Linked DNA regions of Homo sapiens: region 2 is linked to region 1. A link is a contact called in ENCODE Hi-C data. All regions are on one chromosome and are shown on one strand. Each heading gives the region's core, a stretch centred on a gene start or an enhancer-like site at or near the end of the contact. The rest is flanking DNA. Distances are from core to core; before and after follow the strand shown.

Region 1 (6,552 bases), core at 1,131-3,630:
TAAGTACAAAAAAAAAAAGACATGCCCAAACATCACAAATATTTCAACACATCTCTGCCTTAACATAAATTTTAAATAAGTAAATTTCAAAAAAGAAAAATCTCAAACAGGTTAAGCATTATAGTTCAGAAATAAAAGTCCTCTACACTTTATGAATGCAGCCATAAATACACCAAGAAATATTTCATTGACTTAAAACTAAATAACTGTATCTGGCTGGTAAAATTGCAATTACTGATAAGTGGCACGAAAGCATAAGATAATCAATAAAACTATGAAAACTTTTTTTACAAAAGGTCAGTCATATTTTGTTTACTTAAAATACTAAGTTTAATCATGACCTATCTAAACCTTATCATTGCTCATTGTATAAAATTAGCACTGCACTTGCAAACATAAGCAGAATCTAGACTTATCAAACATATGGTGAGACTTCACCAGCTTCTGAAAAATTAAATAATATAGGATTAAAATGTCTTAGTTGGGTAAGCAGTAACCACCGTTACGGCTCAAGACTTTTCATCAAAAATTTGATCAGAAAGGAAACCTCTTTAAAAATTTTAAAGAGCCCAGCAACTAAAACTTTGAAATTAACTGAGATGGTTTGAATGAATATAAGTACTCCCACTTCAGAAGCTACAGCTAAAAGCAAATACCTAAAATAGCAAAAAGGGAAAAAGTGTCAGCAGATCTCCAAACTACTAGAAAGTACGCAAAAGCACACGCAGACTGGTTTGCCAGCTAACTTTTCCGGCCCTGTACCAGACAGACATCAAAACAAAGTTTACAATAGAGCCAACCATGCGCTTTCCCTCTAAACTGGACGATAAACTGAAATTTTTTGCTGTTGCTAATAGAAGCCCCTTATTATAATTAGAAGCAGCCAACTGACAGGTGGAAAAACAAATTCCCTAACAGGGCAGTAAGAGGTTGTGAAAACACGGTTCAAGGCCTGAACGTGTTACGACTACTCTGTAACAAGTCCAAGGTAATTTACGCACACACTCTTCAGCGCAATTCCTCAAGCAGAGATGAGACGGGAACAACAGGATTCCCCGAGAGCCACATACCATTTTACAACAGCCGTCTCCCTCCCGACAGAGAAACAGACATTTTCATCCAAAGTCTTTCCGCCAGTTCTCCCAGTGCGGCGAAGGGAAGCGGGCGGCAGCCACCGTAACGAGAGAAGCCGGCAACAGCCCCGCCGCGCGGCCGCCACGCCTTCCTCCCGCCGCCGCTGGGGACGCGGAGCCGCGGATCACATTTCTCCTCCCCAACAATCACACACACGCACGCACGTCCCCAGAGTTGACACCCTGCAAACCCGCTGCTCCGCGACGCTGGGGACGGGGCCACAAAGCCCGGGACGCGGCCATCGGCTGGGGTGCTCAAGCTGCGTGCCTGCGCGTTTGTTTGTTCCCCTTAATGAAAGGAAAGGGATCTCCGTAGTTACGGCCTAGGACTGCGGAGGGGGAAGAGAGGCTCCCCGTGGGACTAAACAAAACTTCGGTTGCTGGGAAGAGCCGTTGCGCAACCTTGGCAGGGGGAGGGGGGGCCGAGGCCCCCGGGCCCCGGCCAGGCGCGGCTTCCCGGAGGCTACGGCCCCCGCGTCCGGCGGCCCAGGGCCTGGCGTGGCGCCGGCTTCGAGGGAGCGGCTCATACCGGGCCACACTGCAGGGGCTAGGGCGGAAACTGGGAGCACGAGAGCGCTGGGGATGCGGATGGGGCACGGGACGCGCAATGAGTGCGGGCTGCGCCGGAGGTGTCGGGCCAGGCCCGGGTCAGGCTTGGGGTCCGCTGGCCGCGGAGCCCGCAGACGGAGCCGATCCCCCCACCCCGGGGTGGCGGCGCCCCTCGCTCGACTCCCTTACCTTCCTAGAGGCCCGCGCTCTCTCCTCTTCGGGCGGCCGCAGCCCTGAGCATGTCCGGGGTGGGGCGCAGGGCCGTGCCGGGGACCGGGAGCCAGGCGCTTCAGCAGGCGGCACCACCCAGCCCGGGCTCAGCCCCTCTCCGCGGCCGCTGCCATCTTGTCCTGGCGGCTGAGAGGAAACGGCGAAACACCCTCCCCCGACCGCTGCTGCTGCTGCTGCTGCTCTGGCTGCTAAGCGCCGGGCCCGTCTCCCTCATCTTCCTTCCCGGGGATTTGGGGTGGGGACGGCTTGGCTAGGGCGAGGGGTAGTGGGAGGCCGGTCGGCCTCCGGCTACTGGGGCCTACGGGCGACGCAGGGTGCGGGGCCCACGGCGATTGGGGCCCATTCCTGACGCCCCGGCCGGGAGCGGAGAAGGAAGACTGGCGGGAGTGGTGGCGACGGCGGGGCCTGCGGCTTGATCTCCTCAGGTCGCCGCGATGCCGGCAGTCGTCACTGAGGCAGCTGCCACCAGCCGCCCCAGCCTCGGGCCCCTCCTCCGCGCTCGTCGGCCTCGGCCACCGCCTCCGCAGCGCCACCGCCCGCCCGGCAGCGCTGCGCGCCCAGCCCGGGCGGCTCCGCTCCGCTCCGGCCGCGGCGCCTCCGTGAAGCCCCTCCCCGGGGTCCGCCCGCCAGTCCGCAGCCGCGCCCTTGTTGCCCGGAGCCCGCCTGCCAGCCCGTGCGGCCCCAACCCGGAGTCCCGCAAGCCAAGCCTCCCGCGAAAGAAGCATCCGTCAGCCCGGCTCTGCTGTTCTGAACCTCACTCCATGCCCCCTCCGCCAGAAATACACATTTTTAAAAAAGATCCCAATACCCGAAGAAAGGATGAAGATGCGGAAGCAGGATTTTACAGGCCTTTCGAGATCCCGGAACCGTAATTAAGGATCTGTTTCTCGGCATTTGGTCGTTAAAGGTCCCAAAATAAGTAAAGGGGAAATGCTCAAATGAACGACCTCAATCTAAACTAGGTTCTACCCGCTCCCCTATCCCAAAGAGTGAAGAGAATTGTAAAGCCAGGTTCAAGGACGGGGGAAGGGTCCTCTTGGAAATTTTAAGAGCATCTCTACTGTCCAAAACCCCATAATTGTGAAGTTCGCCCACCTCCACATTGGTAATTCTCCGTTAAATTAGTCGGTTTAACTCCCAAAGACTAGTTTCTTTCCTCCTGGAGATTAGGAAATCAACAGAATGGCCTGTTTCAGCTTACATAATCGTGGAACCATAGAATTTTAGGAATGAAAGAAGCTTTGCGATCCTTGGTCCCAACTCTTACACTCAGGAGTTCCAAGAAGTTTAGGTGACATGACCAAGGTTATACAGTAAAGCCCATGTCTCCCACCCCATCTTTCCTCCTTTTCCCTAGGAAACAAATGGCTTTCTAATACCTCACATTCAGAGTTGATTTTCTTTTATACCCGTTTCCTCAGGTTCCCTTTGTTCTGAATCAATGTCTAACCTTTTGGGAAACAAACACCTTTCTGGAATGGAAGTGTCCTTTCTTTGTTTCCTTCATAATCTTCACTAGCAAGATTGAATTTACCAGAGATGTATTTATTCCCAGAAATTTTCTATTGCAGTAACTGGGGCAGGGCAAAGGGAGTGGCAAATTGCTGCATACATAATACACATTTAATCCCTGCTGCTCTTCAAACCGGAAGATGAGTATTTTGGATAATGCCTTTAAGAGACAAAGGAGGCCGGGCGCGGTGGCTCGCACATGTAATCCCAGCACTTTGGGAGGCTGAGGCGGGTGGATCACCTGTGGTCAGGAGTTCAAGACCAGCCTGGCCAACATAGTGAAACCTGGTCTCTACTAAAAATGCAAAAATTAGCTGGGCGTGGTGGCGGGCGCCTGTAATCCCAGCTACTCGAGAGCTGAGGTAAGAGAATCGCTTGAATCGCTTGAGCCACTGCACTCCAACCTGGGCGACAGGGAGAGACTCTGTCTCAAAAAATAAAATAAAAGAGAAAGGATAGTATGCCCTGAGGCCACTGGAAATAACACTTTCGAATGACAGTTGTTTTCAGGTTAGAGAGGATAACCAGCTGAAAAGGCTTCCAATATAGAAGAACAAAACAATGGCTGCCTTTCAGAGAGATAGCCTATGAACCATTCCTTTTCACTTAGTATTTCGTTACTTTTTATTTTTCTTAAGAACAATAGTCAAAAGAATCAAAGAGGATAAAATCATTTACTCAACGGAGAAAGCTACAATAGTAGAAAAATCTGTCAGGAGGAACAGAGAAACTATTCCACTAGAACTTCAAATTTCAGAATTTTTGCAGACATTTAAGGAGGCCATCTCTAATGGAAGGCTTCCATTCCCTGTATTTGCTACATCCATGAAGAGATGGAAATGAGAGACAAGGATTTATTTTCCTTTCTATCTCCTGCATGTTGCTACTCACTACACTATATATTCCAGGAGGGGATTCATTCATCTTTTTTTTTTTTTAGATGAAGTCTCGCTCTATTGCCAGGGTTCAAGCAATTCTCCTGCTTCAGCCTCCCGAATAGCTGAGACTACAGGCATGCCCCACCATACCCAGCTAATTTTTGTACTTTTAGCAGAGACGGGGTTTTACCATGTTGGCCAGGATGGTCTCGATCCCTTGACCTCGTGCTCTGTCCACCTCAGCCTCCCAAAGTGTTGGGATTACAGGCATGAGCCACCACGCCCGGCCTCATCTTTTTTTTTAACCATTATATTGCAAGTGCCTAATACAGTGCCTGACTTGTGGTAAGACCTTAGTAAATGTTGCAAAATAAGTAAATGATATATTCCAGCCCCCCTTCACTTTATACCTATTGTCTCCTAACCTAATTTCTTTACCTCTAATCTCTTCCCCTTCAAATCTTTCTTTTTTTGAGGCACGATATCAGCTCCTCTGCCTCCCAGGTTCAGGCGATTCTCCTGCCTCAGCCTCCCAAGTAGCTGGGACTGCAACTTCCGCCTCCCAGGTTCAGGCGATTCTCCTGCCTCAGCCTCCCAAGTAGCTGGGACTACAGGCCCGTGCCACCACGCCCAGCTAATTTTTTGTATTTGTAGTAGAGATGGGGTTTCACCATGTTAGCCAGGATGGTCTTGATCTCCTGACCTGACAGAGTCTAATTTTGTCACCCAGGCTGGAGCACAGTGGTGTGATCTCCATTCACCACAGCCTCAACTCCCTGGGCTCAAGGGATCCATCCACCTCAGCCTCCCACCTAACTGGGATTACAGACACGCACCACCACAGCCAGCTATTTTTTTTTTATTTTTAGTATGGAGATGCGGTTTCATTATGTTGGCCAGACTGGTCTGGAACTCCTGGCCTCAAGTGATCCGCCCACCTCAGCCTCCCAAAAGTGCTGGGATTTCAGGTGTGAGCCACTGCGCCTGGCTTTCAAATCTATTCTGAACACAAACATCTAGATAATCTCCCAAAGCCCCTAATGTAGCTATTTTACAAAGTTTGAGGGTTGTTTTTTTTTTTTAAGGAAAATTTCTCATAGTGCTAAGATCTCTCAAAAATGCAGGCTGGGGGAGGGCATGGTAGCTCACATCTGTAATCCCAGCACTTTGGGAAGCTGAGGTTGGGGGATTGCTTGAGCCCATGAGTTCCAGGCTGCAGTGAGCTGTGATTTCGCCACTGCACTCCAGGCTAAGTGACAGAGCAAGATCTTGCCTCTAAAAAATAAAACAGGAAGATACTAAAGAAAACCTTAATGTTTTCATTCAAAAAAATTACTTAAGGGCCAGACTTGGTGGCTCACACCTGTAATTCTATCACTGAGCAAGACCTAGCCTCTTCAAAAACCCCTCTCTCTCTACAAAAAATACAAAAACTAGCCTGGCCTGGTGGTGCACGCCTGTAGTCCCAGCTACTCGGGAGGCTGAGATGGGCCCTGAGGCTGCAGTGAGTTGTGATCACACCACTGCACTCCAGCCTGGGCGACAGAGTAAGACCCTGTCTCTGAGTAAGTAAGTAAGTAAATAAACAAATAAAATCCTTCACAGAACTAGCCCACAAGGAACTCAATCAACTTTTTGTCTCCTTACTCCAGCCACTCTCTGGAGCTCCGTAGGTGCCTGGATCACCTTCTGCCTGAAACATTCCTCAAGTATAGCCATCCACCTTTCTTTCCTGTCCTTACTCAAATATTGCCTTCATGGTGAAGCCTCCTCTTCAGCGATGACCACCTATATTTACATTCCCTGTCTTTATCTTTCTCTTTAGGGCTTGCCATCATCTTAGATACTATGATATATATTTTCTGTTCCCTTGTCCCTCAAGGTAAGCTTTCACAGGGCAAGAATTTTTGTCTGTTTTCTTGATGCTTTGATCCCCAGAGCCTAGAACAGGGCCTTGCATGTAAAGGGAACTCAAATATTTGTAAAGTGAAAAAATAAATTTTCTATGGAATCAGTAAGAAACCCTCCATAAACTCAGACTGCGAGCAGTCACAATTGTTTGAGATCACCTAGCCATGAAATCCAAGCCCTCTCTCTCAGCTATTCCTCCCACCTCTACCTCCAAAAATTACTCTGCCCAGGCCAGGCGTGGTGGCTCATGCCTGTAATCGCAGCACTTTGTAAGGCCAAAGCGAGTGGACCACCTGAGGTCAGGAGTTCGAGATCAACCTAGCCAACATGGTGAAACC
Region 2 (6,552 bases), core at 1,385-3,884, 630 kb before region 1:
TGTTCTTTCTAGATGTGGCTCAAGAACTTGCAGAGTTATGGTGGGATAATTCGACTGATCAAATGCTGAAAGTTTTCCTATCGACTTCAAGGCTGTTCAAATCTCTATGTACTTTGAAGTCTGAGGCACAAGATAATTTCCCAGAGATTCATGTTTCTATCGATGCTAGGCTGGGCTGACACAGATAACCCCTCAAGAGGCCTTTCCGAACTGCTGTATAAACTGTCCTGGGTCCAGCAATAAAGCAACTGTGTCATTATAGTTCTCTGCCCTTCAGAAGATCTGATCTTAATACCCTTCTCTTCTTTTTGTCCCTCTGATTTCATCAAATTTGTTGCCATTCTGGGTGTTTCTCCTTCTCTCCCCGACTTTTTCTACTTCAGATCAAAGAACTTCCCCTTTTTCCCACTTTTGGATTTGCGCCCTGGAGGACAACGCAAGGTTAACTTCCCTCCCACCTCCTCTTGTAGGCACACAGGGTGCCCCTTAGCCAGCGAAATCTCCGCGCCCGAGATCCTCTCACAATTTCAGGCTGGTGAATTGTAGTAGGAGACATGGTTTAGTTTGATGTGGTTAAGTCAGTCATCATGGCATCTTCGTACCCTCAGCCCCAAACCGCTCTCCTACTCATCACCCTCACTTTCATTTCTTTGGATTATCTTTCATCGGCTTACCACCAGCCTTCACAGCCTCACCCAAGGCTGAAGCAGGGCTAGCAGGGTGGTGCGTTTCCTTCCCTGGTTGAGCTGGTGACTGCTGTGGGTAAGCAGGTCCAATGTGAACTCAATTTTACATTGAGAAAGAGAAAGCAAGAGTGAGTGGGCTGCTAAGACTGTTGCTTCATGGTTTCCCCTAAGCCCCAGAAATAGAAAGGCAGACTTCCGACTGGCAGAGCCCGTATGCTAACCACCAGACCACACTGCCAGATAAGAAAAATGTTCGATTGTGTCATACTTCCCTCATTGGCTCCAGTGTCTGAAAATGGCCCTGAATTTCAGAGAGTCTTACCATGACCCAGGGATTTAGAGAGGATCGAAGAGGGAGGACAAAGGAATCAGGCACCTTCTCTCTCTCTTTTCTGGGGTAAATTTATTTTCAACCACAAAAGTAAAGGAAAGAAAAAGTCACAACAGATGAGTTATGAGCTAACTTTCTGATTTGCACATGTAAGAGAAAGAAATGAACTGGATATCATTAGACATTGAGAAAGGGAGTCTGCAAGCTAGCAATGTATCTTCGGCCTTTTTGATTTACACGTGTTTATTTATGAGTACCTACTGTGTGCCAGGCATGATGCTTGGTGCTGCCAATTCAAAGAGAAATAAGACACCTCCTTGCAAAGTGAGAAGGCAGAACTAGATTCAGATTCACCTAGATTTCAACTCTTGTGCTCAGGCCACCACCACCACCATGGAAACAATTTTGCTTGACTCTCCCGGCGCAGCCGCGGCAGGCGTGTGTGTTGTCAGACACTGCAGGAAGAGTGATGGCCTGGGTGTTGACAGGCTCCTAATTGGAAGGTAGGAGGTGCCACCAGAGATCAGCTATAAAAGATATCTTTGGACTGGGGTGGGCTGCTAATGCTTGGAAGAGACTTGTGGGTGAGGCCCGGTGAGCTGTCACCTCGGAATTGGGCCTTGCCCAGCAGACAGACATGCATGCGGGGGAGGTAGCTGACAGACAGGGGCGCATGGGGAAGCAGCCATTCCAGAGAACTGCAACAGCAGATTGCAAACCAGGACTTCAGGACTCAGAGGGGGACAAGGAAAGGAGAGCCTATAGTGGCCCCAAAGCCCAGGGTCAGAGGCAGGGCCAGGAGAGCAGCTGACAAGAGCTTTATGGTAAGGACAAAAGAGAAGACAGCCGGAGTCTCCTTTTATTCAGCTCATAAAGACCCAACTTCTGTGCACTTATAACTGTTCAGACCCTGAGGGGTTCAAAAAAAGAACCGTGTTAGGAGAATTCAATATTTAATTAAGAGATGATCAGATCCGTGCACCGAAATTATTGCTGGGTAAGACAATACTGTGTGTGTTACATAGCATTGGAACTTAGGAAAGCTCTTTCCTTGTGTTGTTTAATTTAATCCACTCAACAACCCTGCAAAGTGGGTACCATTGTCCCTGTTTTTTATGAATGAGGGGGTGAGGTGCTGAGAAGCTGTGTACGTTATTTGAGTTTGTCTGGCTAGTCAGTGGCTGAGCCAAGTTCCAATCCAGGTCATGTGAGCCTCTGAACTTTCTGATAAAACCTGCAGACCCCCTTAACTGGGATAATATAGTCATGCATTAAGCAAGAAGGAGAAGTAAATACAGGCTGATGGTGTAGGGGAGAAATTCAAAGGGAGAAGGCCTAGGAGGGAGAGGGAGCTATGTGTGAACAGAACCAAAGATGGCCTCTGGGAATTGGAAGGTCTCTTGGAATTCGTCCAAACTGAGGATCACAAGTCTCCACATTCTGAGTAGGAGGATGAGGGTCTGAGTTAGGATTTGGGTCCTGCAGGGCTTGCTAAGGAATCCCCTGATGGCCTAGGATTCCACGCAGAGCACATCTGGTGTGAGAGAGCTCGCTGCAAGGGTGAAGGCTCCGCCCTATCAGATAGACAACCAGGCCACCAAGAGGCCCAGCCCTCCAAACCCTGGATTTGCAACATCCTCAAAGAACAGCAACGGGCCTTGAGCAGAATTGAGAAGGAAATACCCCCACCTGCCCTCAGCCGTTAAGTGGGCTTTGCTATTCACAAGGGCCTCTGGGTGTCCTGGCAGAGAGGGGAGATGGCACAGGCACCAGGTGCTAGGGTGCCAGGGCCTCCCGAGAAGGAACAGGTGCAAAGCAGGCAATTAGCCCAGAAGGTATCCGTGGGGCAGGCAGCCTAGATCTGATGGGGGAAGCCACCAGGATTACATCATCTGCTGGTGAGTAGGCTTCATTAATTCTCTGATGAATGGACGATTGCAAGGGAACTTTTTTCATCTTCAAGGAGCCAGAAGAAGTGGTGATTAAATTGGTCTTTTAAAATAAAAAGACTCCAAAGGGGTACAAGTCTTCAAGCTTCCCCTGTGGTGTTCCGGGCACTCTGGCTTCTCTTTCGGAGGGAGGAAGAGCATCTATTCATAGGCTGTGACTTGGAGAGGCCCCACGGTGAGTCAGGCGCTTGCTGTGTGAGCCGCTGGTTGCTAATGTCTTCGGGAACTGCTAATTTACCCATCTAATTTGTTCCTGTACACTGGCCACAAAGGGAGACCACTCAATTATTCTGATCCAAAAGAGAGGCTTGTGTTTACCATGATCTCCCCAGCAACTGTGTGAGTGTGTGTGCATGTGTGTGTGTGTGTGTGTGTGTGTGTGTGTGTGTGTGTGTGTTTGCCTAACAACCTTAGGCAATGACGAAGAGGTGGGGCTGCTGCCCTTGTTAGCATTTTCAAACACATTCCAGTTCTGAGTTGAGGGCAAAGATTGTAATGGGGTGCTTCAGAGAAGCCTTGGCTCCCAAGGAGGTTATAACTTCAAAGGGTGTTTTTGAAAAACCAAGGCGGATGAGGAAAGTGGCTACAAGTTCCTTCCATCACAGAGGATCAATGAAGGGGAACAAAGATTTGGGAGCATCTACTTTGTGCCAGGTACTGTGCTTGGGTTTTACACGTCTTCTCTTGTTGACTTTGCATAACTCCCCTTTGAAGCAGATATTACTCCAGGTTCTTGCCGTAATGTTTCAGCTTAAAGAAAACCAACCCATACTTCTTTAGGTTGCCCTGAAAAGGTGAATCTTCTGTGAAGCCTTTTCTGTCTTTATCTGTTAAAATTAATTAAGCTCTTGTTTGTGCTCCCAGAAAATCACTTTAGACCTTAGAAAGATGGCAGCCTCAGTTTTCTCATTTGTAATATAGGGGTACCCATAGGGTCATTGTGAGAAATAATAGAAATAAATCATGGAAGTGCTTGGATAGTAGCTGGTACTTAGCCCTCATCAGTCATCATTGTCATTGTTGTTAAGAGTAATAATAATAATAATATCACTTATTATAATTACTCACCTCTAGGTTTTTAAAAAACTTACAGGCCGGGCACATTGGCTAACGCCTGTAATCTTAGCACTTTGGGAGGCCAAGGCAGGCAGATCGCCTGAGGTCAGCAGTTCAAGACCAGCTTGGGCAACATGGTGAAACCCTGTCTCTACTAAAAATATGAAAATTAGCCACGCGTGGTGGCTCATCCCTGTAATCCCAGCTACTCGGGAGGCTGAGAGAGGAGAATTGCTTGAACCCGGGAGGCGGAGGTTGCAGTGAGCCAAGATGGCACTATTGCACTCCAGCCTGGGTGACGAGAAACTCCATCTCATAAAAACAAAAACAAAAACAAAAAAACTTACATAAATTTATGGGGAACAAGTACAATTTTGTGACAAGCGTAAATTGCATAGTCTTGAAGTCAGGGCTTCTAAGGTATCTATCACCAGATTGATATCTATTGGTATCTATCACCAGATTGATATCTATTGATATCTATCACCAGATTGATATCACCACATTGTACCTATTAATTAATTTCTCATCATCCTCCCCCCACCCTTCTGAGTCTCCAGTGTATATTATTCCATACCCTAATGCCATGTGTTCACATTATTTAGCTCCCACTTATGAGTGAACAGTGTGATATTTGTCTTTCAGTGTCTGACTTTTTTAACTTAAGATAACAGCTTCCAGTTCTACCCATGTGGCTGCGAGAGACATGATTTCATTCTTTTTTATGGCTGAATAATATTCCATTGCATATATATACACCACAGTTTTAAATCCAATCATCCATTGATGGACACTTAGGTTGATTCCACATCTTTGCTATTGTGACTAGTGCTACGATAAACATACAAGTGCAGGTATCTAATTATTTCTTTTCCTTTGGATGGATACCCAGTAGTGGGATTGCTGGATTGAATGGTAGTTCTAATTTTAGTTCTCTGACAAATCTCCATACTGTTCTTCCTAGAGATTGTACTAATTTACATTCCCACCAACAGCGTATAAGAGTTTCCTTTTCTCCACATCGCCACTAGGTTGTAAGTTCCTTGAATGTAGGGATCATGTCTCTTTTCTTCATTGTTTTATAACAAGAGCCTAGGAGTGTTTGGCACATGGCAAGTACTTGTTTTCTAGCTGACAGATGAATGAACAAATGAGTGAAGGATGCTTCCTCCTCACTGCTGTGAGCTTCTGAGAATGGACCCTTGTCTGACCTGCTTCTGTATCTCTAGTGTGACTGCTTTGTCTGGCACAACAGAACTGCTCAGCGATTCTGTTGAACGGATGCTGCTGCCTGGCCCGTATCTGGCCTGGAGAGTCTGGCTGCGAGCTCATCTGTGCTCTGGTCTGGCTAAGGTTAGCTGCAGCCCTAGGAACTCAGAGAGTGTGTCCTGGACATTTCACCCCTAGTTGGTGAGCTCCTCAAGGGTAGGGACGGTGTCTTGTTTATTTTTAAATTCTTGGTGCCCAGTACAGTGCCTGGTACACAGGAGATGCTCAAATGGCTACCCCTAGCCTCTGAGGTCCCACTGCACTCAAAGAAGAGCAGAGCTCCAAATGACCTTGTCATCTTTCCCCTATTACCCAAACCTGTTCAATTTCCCCATTTCTGTTTATTAAAGATCCATTTTCTCAGTTACAAAGATCCAAGACTCCTCGAGGGTATTCTACCCTAACGGAAATAGGACAGGCTTTGTAGTCAGACTTGAACCCTGGCTTTGGCGACTACTAGCTGTCCTGCCTGGAGAAGTTGCGTACCCTTCCTGAGCCTCAGTTTTCCCTTTCATTGAATCAGGATGATAATACACACTTCATTCATCCACTCAGCAAGTGTTTACTGGGCGCCTCATACACAGCAGGAACTGTTCTAGGCACTGCGGATACGTAGACGTCAACAAAACAAACATTGCTCTTGCCTGAAAGGGGCTTACAAACTTGAGAGGGGGAGACAGACACCAATCAAATAAGCAAGTACACATATAGTATGCCAGATGGCAATATGTGCTAGGGAGAAAAATAACACAGAGTGAGGGAAAATGGAATGCGCTGGCCCGGGTTATTAGTGTCTTACTCAGGTGATGAAGGAAGACCTTTCTAATAAGAAGAACTCACATCTGGGGAAGAATGTTCCCGGAAGAAGGAGAAGAGCAAAGGCCCTAAAGCAAGAGTTTGAAGAATGACAAGGGGTCCTGTGTGGATGAAGCAGAGGGAGGGAAGGAGGAAGGGAGTGTAAGAGAAGGGGACACAGAGATGGCTAGAGCCAGATATGCAGGGCCTTATAGGACTTTGGCTTTTTACTCTGGGCAAGAAGGAAACCTTGGGAGAGCTTCAAGCAGAGGAGCGAAATGATCTGATGCAGGTTATGAAAGGATCCCCCTGGCAGTGGCACAGAGTATGGCCCCTGACCTGTGTGGATGGGGCAGAAGCATAAGGCTGGCCATTTGCATCCCACAAATGACCTCAGTGTGAGGGATGAGCGAGATCATATACGAATGCGCTTGCGTGAGTATGCATAGAGCAAGTGCTCAAGCCA

The links. Hi-C counts contacts between places; a loop is a spot of excess contacts on that map. Pooled maps may share reads with other maps.
Region 2: a pooled map shows a loop between it and region 1 (6-fold over the local background). The contact joins the promoter of LMO2 here to the promoter of HIPK3 in region 1. A Hi-C loop is called at or near these places in 3 of 37 single-sample maps with no recorded cell type and 8 of 50 pooled maps.

The regions. Positions count from the first base shown.
Region 1 is chr11:33,253,209-33,259,760 of GRCh38, reverse strand. It overlaps HIPK3 (homeodomain interacting protein kinase 3), which reads right to left and starts at 2,380. Exons shown (of 17, transcript NM_005734.5): 1 at 1,872-2,380. RefSeq lists enhancers at 906-995, 1,036-1,085 and silencers at 1,426-1,625, 1,696-2,035, 2,296-2,625.
Region 2 is chr11:33,888,158-33,894,709 of GRCh38, reverse strand. LMO2 (LIM domain only 2) reads left to right here and starts at 2,634. Exons shown (of 6, transcript NM_005574.4): 1 at 2,634-2,915. It overlaps LOC105376621 (a long non-coding RNA gene), which reads right to left and starts at 764. Exons shown (of 3, transcript XR_931176.3): 1 at 675-764. RefSeq lists enhancers at 522-691, 3,069-3,178.